2 separate regions of the Homo sapiens genome follow, and region 2 is linked to region 1. The links are chromatin contacts, found by Hi-C or POLR2A ChIA-PET in ENCODE. All regions are on one chromosome and are shown on one strand. The core of a region is the stretch at or near the end of the contact, and the rest is flanking DNA. Distances in the headings are between cores, read along the strand shown.

Region 1 (4,221 bases), core at 961-3,460:
CGTCTCAGAGGAAGACCCTTAGCCCATCATCCAGCACGCACTGATCCACGTGTACCTCAATCCCAGTCCCTTCTGTCACCTCACAGAGCTTCTCCCTCGAGCCTTTCCTCTCTTTTTCTCTATCTTCTCCTCCATGGATTCCTCCCCTTTGTGACCACGTCCCAATCTAACTGAAGAAAACGTCCTCTGTGATGCACAGCCTCCTCCAGCCAGTGCCCTCTGCTACCCCTTCTGCTCTGCTCACAGCAACCGCCGAGAGATGGGTCTGCACTTGCTGTCACCCCCTCCCCACAGGCCTCTCGTTCCTCATTCTGTGGTCGTCCAGCTTCTGGTGCCATCGTACCCCCTGGTCACTGGAGGTCTCTCGCCCCTAGCTCCACAGGCGTGCTTCTGCCCTGCTCCCATGTGGCTTCTGTGGCTCTGGGCTCATTCGAACATGCTCCCTTTCAGTTCCCCCGGCTCTGTGGCACTACACTCTCCTGGGCCACCTCCTCTTTGTCCCCTCTGTCCCTGGCTCGGGGCAGGTTCCCTGCTCTGCTCTGCTGTCCCTTGAGCCCTGGTGTCCACGAGGTCGTGTCTTGCTTGTCTTCTCTCCCTGCACCTTCCCCTGGTGTGATTTCACCCCCATCCACAGCTGCCACTGCAGTCTCTTTGCTGGAGACTCTCCGTCCTCTGCCCCAGTCCTGACCTCTCTCCCGAGCTCCAGGCCATCTCCACTGACTGGCATTTCCTCACAGATGCAGCTGGAATCTAATGATGTCGTCGTCTTTCTGCATCCAAATGTGCTCCCCTTTCGTTGTCACCTCCTTGTCTTTGTGATGGGCACCATCACCCCTGCAGCCCCCAAAACCAGAGACTTGGGAGTCAACCTTGACCTCACCGCTCCCTCCCGCTTGCCTCCTCCTGTTCCCTCAGTCACTACTCGCTGTTATTCCTGCATCTTAAACAGCTCCCTATCCATCTCTTACTCTCCATACACAGCCTAATAGTAATTAGGGCTTCCATAAACCTCTCCTGGACTCAAGATCTCCTTGTTCATCTCTGCGTCTGGCCTTGACCCCTTCCAAACTCCCCTATATGAAGACACTGAGCATCTTTCTAGAATTCTCATCTGATCCTTGCTCATAATTTTTTTCCAGCTTCCCATTATCCTCAGAAAAGGACATCTTTAGCGTGACTTGCATGATGTGACTTCTGCTTAACTGTCCAGCCTCACCTCTTCCCACTCCCCTCACCACACAACACACACACACACACACACACACACACACACACATTATAAGCAGCCAGCAGCGGTCAATATATGACCAAGAGCACCTTGAACTGCAAACCATTGTTTAGTGCTATAAGGCTTGGGAACAATGTCTCTCTGATATTGTTCACCAGGCAAGCTTTAGAAATAGGTCAAGAAAAAAATATAAGGAAAATATACACAACCCAAGGAAGTCTGCGTCATGTGTGTGTGTGTGTGTGTGTGTGTGTGTGTGGTCTTTTCATAGGCACAACTTTGTGCTCAGAATGAAGCCTACATGTCTGGATTATTCTTTAATTACATTTTCTTCTACCAAGTGTCCTGTAGTTCTGATCATCTCAACTCCTTGTAAGAAAATAAACAGAGATTAGATTTGCCTCTTCAGAATTTGAGTTTCACAGACAATAAACTGAAGCAAGCAGCAAAAAAATAAGAGAGGAGAAGTCCGATCGGGGAGGAAGGATTTTACAGCCAAGTCCACAGGCCGGATTCTTGGTATCTTCCCTGGCTGATGGAGACAGCAGCTGCTACTTCCTGTCACTCGCAATAACAATGATGGCATGGATCTAAAATGAGGTTCCTGCTAACCAGAACTTGCTATATTTCAGCTAGGTGTCCCAGTTAAGATTTTAGAGGCATTGAGATTCTAAGCATCAGAGGCTTGGCTGCAGAAACTCACAGCTTATTGCTTTCATTATCATGGCTCTTATTTGCCACCAAGAGTAGGCATTTTAAATGTGACATTTGTGTTCATTACAAAATGAAATCACTGGTCCATTTAATTAACACTTGCTGTAAATATTCAGTGATTCCCAAGTGCCCAGGGCTGGATGGGGAAGGGAAAGGGAGAGCAGGGAGAATGGAGGAGGAGACCTGGCTGATGTCATCTGGCTGGGCCCTTGCCATCTGACTAGGCAGTGTTCAGTCTATTGCAACCAGAGGCTTTCACTTGTCAAAGAAGGGGACGGGACTCCCCGAGGCTTTAGAGGCTGTTTAATATTTAATAAGCTCAAACACATAAACACAGAGCACCTATTTCGTTCTCCTTCAGACTCTCTGATAAAATATTCTCGGGTCGGGATCATCTGAGCTAGTTTGGGTGGGCTGTTGCTTGTGGAGTCAGGAAACCTCTTAGCAAGGTCTGCGCTCCATCTAGAGTGTTCCTTTAGACTCAAATAGATGCCCTAAGATTCAGTCCTGCTAAGTGTGCCCCCAAAACCCGTTTAAAATGTAGGTCTGATTATGATTCAGCTGTGGTGAGGCCAGCAGATGAGGAGAGGACAGACATTGAAAAGATTGTCACTCAGTTCCTGGGAGAAGGGGCCACACCATGCCACGCAGGGCCATGTGGGAGGCATTGGGGAGCCGGGAAACAATTGGGCAAGAGCATTTTTTGTGGTTTCTTTGGGGAGGAACGGGCAAGGCTGGGAGAGCAGGCTTGGGATTGGCTAGTTTAAATAATTTCAGCGGGCTCTGCAGCATGGGGGCTGCCCCCTAGTTGTCTGGTACGTGTCCCTAGGGTGGTGAGGGCAGGGAAATAGTGGCCCTGGGTGTGAGAGCCGAGAGGTGGTGGGAGGGGTGGACCCTGGATCCATGGTGACATGTGGAAGTCTTGGGGTCTGGAAATTGGCTAACCCTGGCACCAGCAGTCCCTCCAGGCCCAGCAAGGTCACAGACATCCAAGCATCATAAAGCCATGGTCAATACACAGCCAGACTCGGAACTGTCCATGCAGACCCTCTGAATCCGAGACATAGCCTTCATTTATTTCCCTGGTTACCCAGAGACCTGGAATGTTCTTTGTGAACCCTGGAAGCACTCCCTGCTCCATGCTGGTAGTTAAGGAAATGCAACATTGCCACCTACTGCTGAGGCTCTCCTGAAAATCAGAAAAAGAAGCCACTTTTTTTTTTTTTCTTTTTTTTTGAGACAGATCTGCCTGCCTCGGCCTCCCAAAGTGCTGGGATTACAGGCATGCCCGGCCAAAAACTATGCCCGGCCAAAAACTATGCCCAGCCAAAAACTGGATTAAAAAAAAAAAAGAAGAAGAGGCTGGCCTGTAACCTGAGTACTTTGGGAGGTCAGGGTAGGATAATTACTTGAGCTCAGGAGTTCAAGACCAGCCTGGGCAACATAGTGAGACCCCATCTCGACAGAAAATAAAAAATTAGTCAGCATGGTGGCTTATATCTGTAGTCCCAGCTATCTGGGAGGCTTAGACAGACAGGTCACTTGATCCCAGGAGGTCGAGGCTGCAGTGAACTGTGGTTGCACACTGCACTCCAGCCTGAGTGACAGAGCAAGACCCCATCTCAAAAAGAAAAAAAAGAAAAAAAAATTTTGACTTTGAATCCAAACCCTCAGCCCTCCCCATCTTCCCAGGAGGCTCTTGTCCCTGGTGCCACCGGTGTGCACCATGCCTCTCTGGGCGTGCGGGTGGAGAGGTCTGAGCTCTGTTTCTCTGCAGGCGTTTTTGACTCAGCCGTTCCCTGGCAGGGAGGGAAAGCTCAGGATGAGCTCCATACCCTCCCCTAACAGAACAATGATATGACAGGCCCGGAGCTCACGGGGTTTTCCAGGCTGTCGTCTTGGTGATAAAAGTTAACAGGAAACTGCTTTCCACTTCCGTCGAGAGGAGGTGATTTTTTTTCTCTTCATCTCAGAATATGCGTGTTATTTCCTGTACCTTCTCTGCCCCTTTTATGGCTAGACAACAGAGAGCTTGGTGGAAATGAAGGCAGTCACAGAGATGTAGAATTTGCCACCTCAATTCAGTTTTCCATCATATGAGAGTGGAAACGAAAAGGGAAGCGTTATATTTTCTTAATATACTATTCAGGAGAAAATTGGGGTGGAAGAGGCAGGATGTCTTTACTCTTTACTTTTTAAGAACTAAAGCAAATGAGATTCTTTTAAGAAACATATGGCATTACTTTGAAAATTAAGTTATTTCAGACCTTATATGAATT
Region 2 (4,221 bases), core at 1,049-3,548, 150 kb after region 1:
GAAATTAGGACCATGGCTATGACTAGAAGAGGACATGAAGAGATTTCTGGGGAGTTAATAACAATTACCTTTTCTGATTGGGGCGCTAGTTACTTTGTTTACTGTGTGAAATGTTTACTTTGTGAAAAACCTATCATGATGTGATACTCTAGTAATTTTTCTGTATGTATGTTATACTGCCAATAAGAAAATTTACATTAAAAGAAATGTAATTTAGCACTGAGTCTTAGGAAATAATTTTCAAAGGGCCAAGCCACTGTCCTCTCAACAGACACTTGACGCGTAACACTAGACTCCTTGCAACTATTCTTGCCCCAAACCTATCTTATACTTAATTAATTTATTACTTATTTTTGAGACACGGTCTCACTCTGTCACCCAGGCTGGAACGCAGCAGTGTGATCACTGCTCACTACAGCCTCGACCTCCTGGGCTCACACAATCCTTCCACCTCAACCCAAGTAGCTGGGACTACACGTGCGCGCCACCACACCTGGCTAATTTTTGTATTTTTTGTAGAGATGAGGTCTCACCATGTTGCCCAGGCTGGCCTCAAACTCCTGAGCTCAAGTGATCTGCCCGCCTTGGCTTCGCAGAGTGCTGGCATTACAGGCGTGAGCCACCACACCCAGCCAAACCTATCTCGTACTTTAACTGACCTCCCATTTATTTTGTAATACCTTGTTTAATCTTGCTTTATCCAACAATGTGCAACCAGCCCAAGGTGATCAGCTATACATACTGCCAATTTTCTAACAGATGGCTTACAAGTTTCTGTTCTCGGTTCTTCTATGGACGTCTCCTCATTTTAAACTTAAGAATTACATATTACGGCAGAAGTATTTAGCATTTTGAAGTACTGTAGGTTCTATAATCTGCTAAATTTCACACTAACAATGAGAGCCAAGTGTTATCTCCATATTAAAAAAAATCAAAAAAGAATTATAGTCCTTTTGTCCTAGATTCATCTAACAGGTCATTTCCTTCTTTAATTCTACTGATAATTGCTTTAATCGGTGGTTTTCCAAACAACTCCATTAAAAAGTGGGCAAAGGACACGAACAGACACTTCACAAAAGAAGACATACATGCAGCCAACAAACACAAGAAGAAAAGCTCAACATCACTGATCATTAGAGAAATGCAAATCAAAACCTCAATAAGCTACCATCCCACACCAGTCAGAATGGCTATTATCAAAAAATTAAAAAATAACAGATGCTGGTGAGGTTGTAGAGAAAAAAGGAACGCTTTTATACTATTGGTGGGAGTGTAAATTAGTTCAACCATTGTTGAAGACAGTGTGGCAATTTTTCAAAGACCTAGAGACAGTAATACCATTCAATCCAACAATCCCATTCCTGGGTATATAACCAAAGGAATATAAATCATTCTATTATAAAGACACACTCACATGTATGTTCACTGCGACACAATTCACAATAGCAAAGACATGGAATCAACCCAAATGCCCACCAATGATAGCCTGGATAAAGAAAATGTGGTACATATACACTATGGAATACCACACAGCCATACAAAGGAATGAGATCATGTCCTCTGCAGGGACATGGATGGAGCTGGAGGCCATTATCCTTATCAAACTTACACAGAAACAGCAAAGCAAATACCACGTTCTCACTTGTAAGTAGGAGCTGAACAATGAGAACACATGGACACACAGGGGTAACAACACACACTGGGGCCTGTTGGAGGATGGCGGGTGGGAGGAGGGAGAGGATCAGGAAGAATAGCTAGTGGATGCCGGGCTTAATATCCGGGTGATAGGATGATGTGTGCAGCAAACCACCATGACACATGTTCACCTATGCAACAAACCTGCACATCCTGCACATATACCCCTGAAATTAACATAAAAGTTTGAAATTCAAAAAAAAAATCAGTGGTTTTCAAACTGCTGACCACCATACATTAATGAGTTGTCAACCAATTTTGAGGATAACCACCAGCATATTTTTAAAAAGAAACACAACAGATTAGAAAACATAAGAATGTGCCTTGCACATGGTACGGCCAGTGACTTTGTTTCAGGTAGACGTGCCTGTGTACATGTAATACTGGGTCTCCATACACTTGTTTTGAGTTGTGGTCCAAAAGTTTCAAATTCTACAGCTTTTACACTTCTACTTCCCAGGATGGCCAAACTTAGAAAGGCAGGCGCAGACTGCACAGACTGCAACGCTCATGGTTCCTAACATCTCCTAAGTCTGAAAGGAAAAGCAGTTGACCGCAAAGGCAATTTAGTTTTGGCAAGTTGTAAAACTGTGAGTTAAGGAAGGCCAGGACAGCGGATTGCAGGAGTGACTCTTGACTGTCCCGGCCTGAAGCTCAGTGAAAGAGTCTGAGATCACCAAAAGGCAGCTCGAAACTTCTCAGCTGCTCTCATTGGTAAAATTATGTGTTAAGCTTGAACACTGTGAGAAAAAGTTGAGGAAGTTGGTGCTTACAGAGAGGGAAGAAGAGACTCAACAGAAGGAAGTGGCCTAGTGAGAGTGACCAGCAGAGGCAACACAAGGATTCATTTAAGCAAGTTGTATAAAGTTTACAATGGGGGAAAAATAAATAATCAATGCTTTCATGATAAATTGTTCTGATCAACGTAAAAATACATTCTTTTTTTAAATGAGCATGTTTTTCAATATTCTGAATGGGGTCAGCTCACACCATAGCTGCGCGGCTGGCCACACTGCCCTCCCTAGCTATTCCACACCACCAGAAATTATTTTTAAATTTCAAATGATTTTAAAGTTACTGTTAACCATTAAAGGACTAGCGTGTGGTTATAGTTCAGCCAATGGAACTGCAGAGTCTGTGATGAAAACCAGTTGCCATAACAGTGTTCCCATAGCAACCCTCTGGGGACTGGCGCTGGCTCTTGCGCTCTGGACAGCTGGAAGCTCTTGCGTCAATATACCGTGAGAAAGTACTTTTCAGCTCAAGACTCCCAATATGACACCATACCATAGATTGCTATGGGATAAACTTATTCTTTAGGGGCTTCATGGGAGTATACTGGGGGAAGGAGGAGGCACAATCCATTAAGTTGTGTTTACCAGACATGCAGACAAAGGAAAGAGGCAGAGCTCAGCTTAATGCTCCCTTTCATTGAAACTGCCCCACTTCGTTCTACCATCCTTCTGTGTGAAGCATTAACCTCATGGGGTGGGGCAGGGTAGGCGGGGGTACAAAGGTGAGCACATGTGGCTGAAAAGCAGCCAATGATATGAATCCCCAAATTCAAATCTATCAAAGATTTGGAAACACTGGTGTTTTCCAACCTGCTTTCTTTCCGGATACATTATTACTTTCTTTCCAACAAAAAGGTGGTTGCATTTCCAAGTTATTTACTGAGATCAAACCCTAGAGTGCTCTGAAGTGCTGGAGTAGGTCAGGATATCACCAGAAGGCAGAGCTTAGCATTAAAAGTCATACTGCTATCAAGCCTGTTTCCTAGTCCTCTGAGTTCTCACTGAGCGCTCTGGGCCCACAGCAGATCACTAAGTTCCATTCTTAGCGACAGCTGCCTGCCTAGCTCTGGTCTCTCAGGACCGCTCCCTTCCTCCTACGAGATTCGGACTGTCCTTTGTCTCTTTCCACATGTCAATTATCTTTGGCCTTAGCTTTACTTTCCTAATTGTCCCCCAAAGACTGAAATCACAGCCACAACCTCCAGATTGTTGCAGGCTCTATGCTGCAACACTGAAAAATACTGCTCTGTCTTTGCAGTTGGCAATGACACTCCTAGGAAATGCACTATTTACTTCTGAAGGGAACTCAGTGTTTTATGAAATTTGAATTCAGAGACACAACTCTTAATGGATAGGAGTCTGGGGAGGAAGAATGGGAGGAATTTATCTAAGGACTGTGATTGATTTTAAAAGGTATGTCTTCACTGTTTTATAAACAACTACAAACAGAAATACTTACCTGCTGAGCCAAATTTTCACGATTTGGAAATTGGGGAAGGGCATTTTTCTATATATCCTCATGTTATTTGCAGTCATTTGAAGATCTTTAACTTCAGGGAAATGGAAAACTTCTCTGAGGGGATCTACATCTTTGAATGTGCTTCCCTCGAATGGTCACAGCCCTGTGGAACAGGTTCCTTTTTTCTCTAAACCATCTACCACACTGACCAATTTTAGGAGGTACTGGTGTCACATGACAGTTTCTTTATATGGAACATTAACTAACTGCAAA

What was found. Hi-C counts contacts between places; a loop is a spot of excess contacts on that map. ChIA-PET counts read pairs that join two places held with the same protein, here RNA polymerase II (POLR2A). Pooled maps may share reads with other maps.
Region 2: POLR2A ChIA-PET joins it to region 1 with 10 read pairs in CD4-positive, alpha-beta T cell. The contact joins two enhancer-like sites. A Hi-C loop is called at or near these places in 1 of 168 maps with a recorded cell type or tissue (GM11168) and 2 of 50 pooled maps. POLR2A ChIA-PET finds 5 or more read pairs at or near these places in 2 of 52 experiments (CD4-positive, alpha-beta T cell and CD8-positive, alpha-beta T cell).

What each region holds. Positions count from the first base shown.
Region 1 is chr10:13,786,825-13,791,045 of GRCh38, reverse strand. The region is part of intron 5 of FRMD4A (FERM domain containing 4A); the gene reads left to right. Among named protein-coding and RNA genes, the nearest start is that of PRPF18, 200 kb to the right of the region's middle. RefSeq lists enhancers at 2,147-2,737, 3,553-3,602. Within about 2 kb of position 2,210, at least 25 of the 41 ENCODE cell types and tissues checked have a DNase peak (open chromatin) inside an H3K27ac peak, as active enhancers do.
Region 2 is chr10:13,632,553-13,636,773 of GRCh38, reverse strand. It overlaps a transcript of PRPF18 not described here. Among named protein-coding and RNA genes, the nearest start is that of PRPF18, 48 kb to the right of the region's middle. Within about 2 kb of position 2,298, at least 10 of the 41 ENCODE cell types and tissues checked have a DNase peak (open chromatin) inside an H3K27ac peak, as active enhancers do.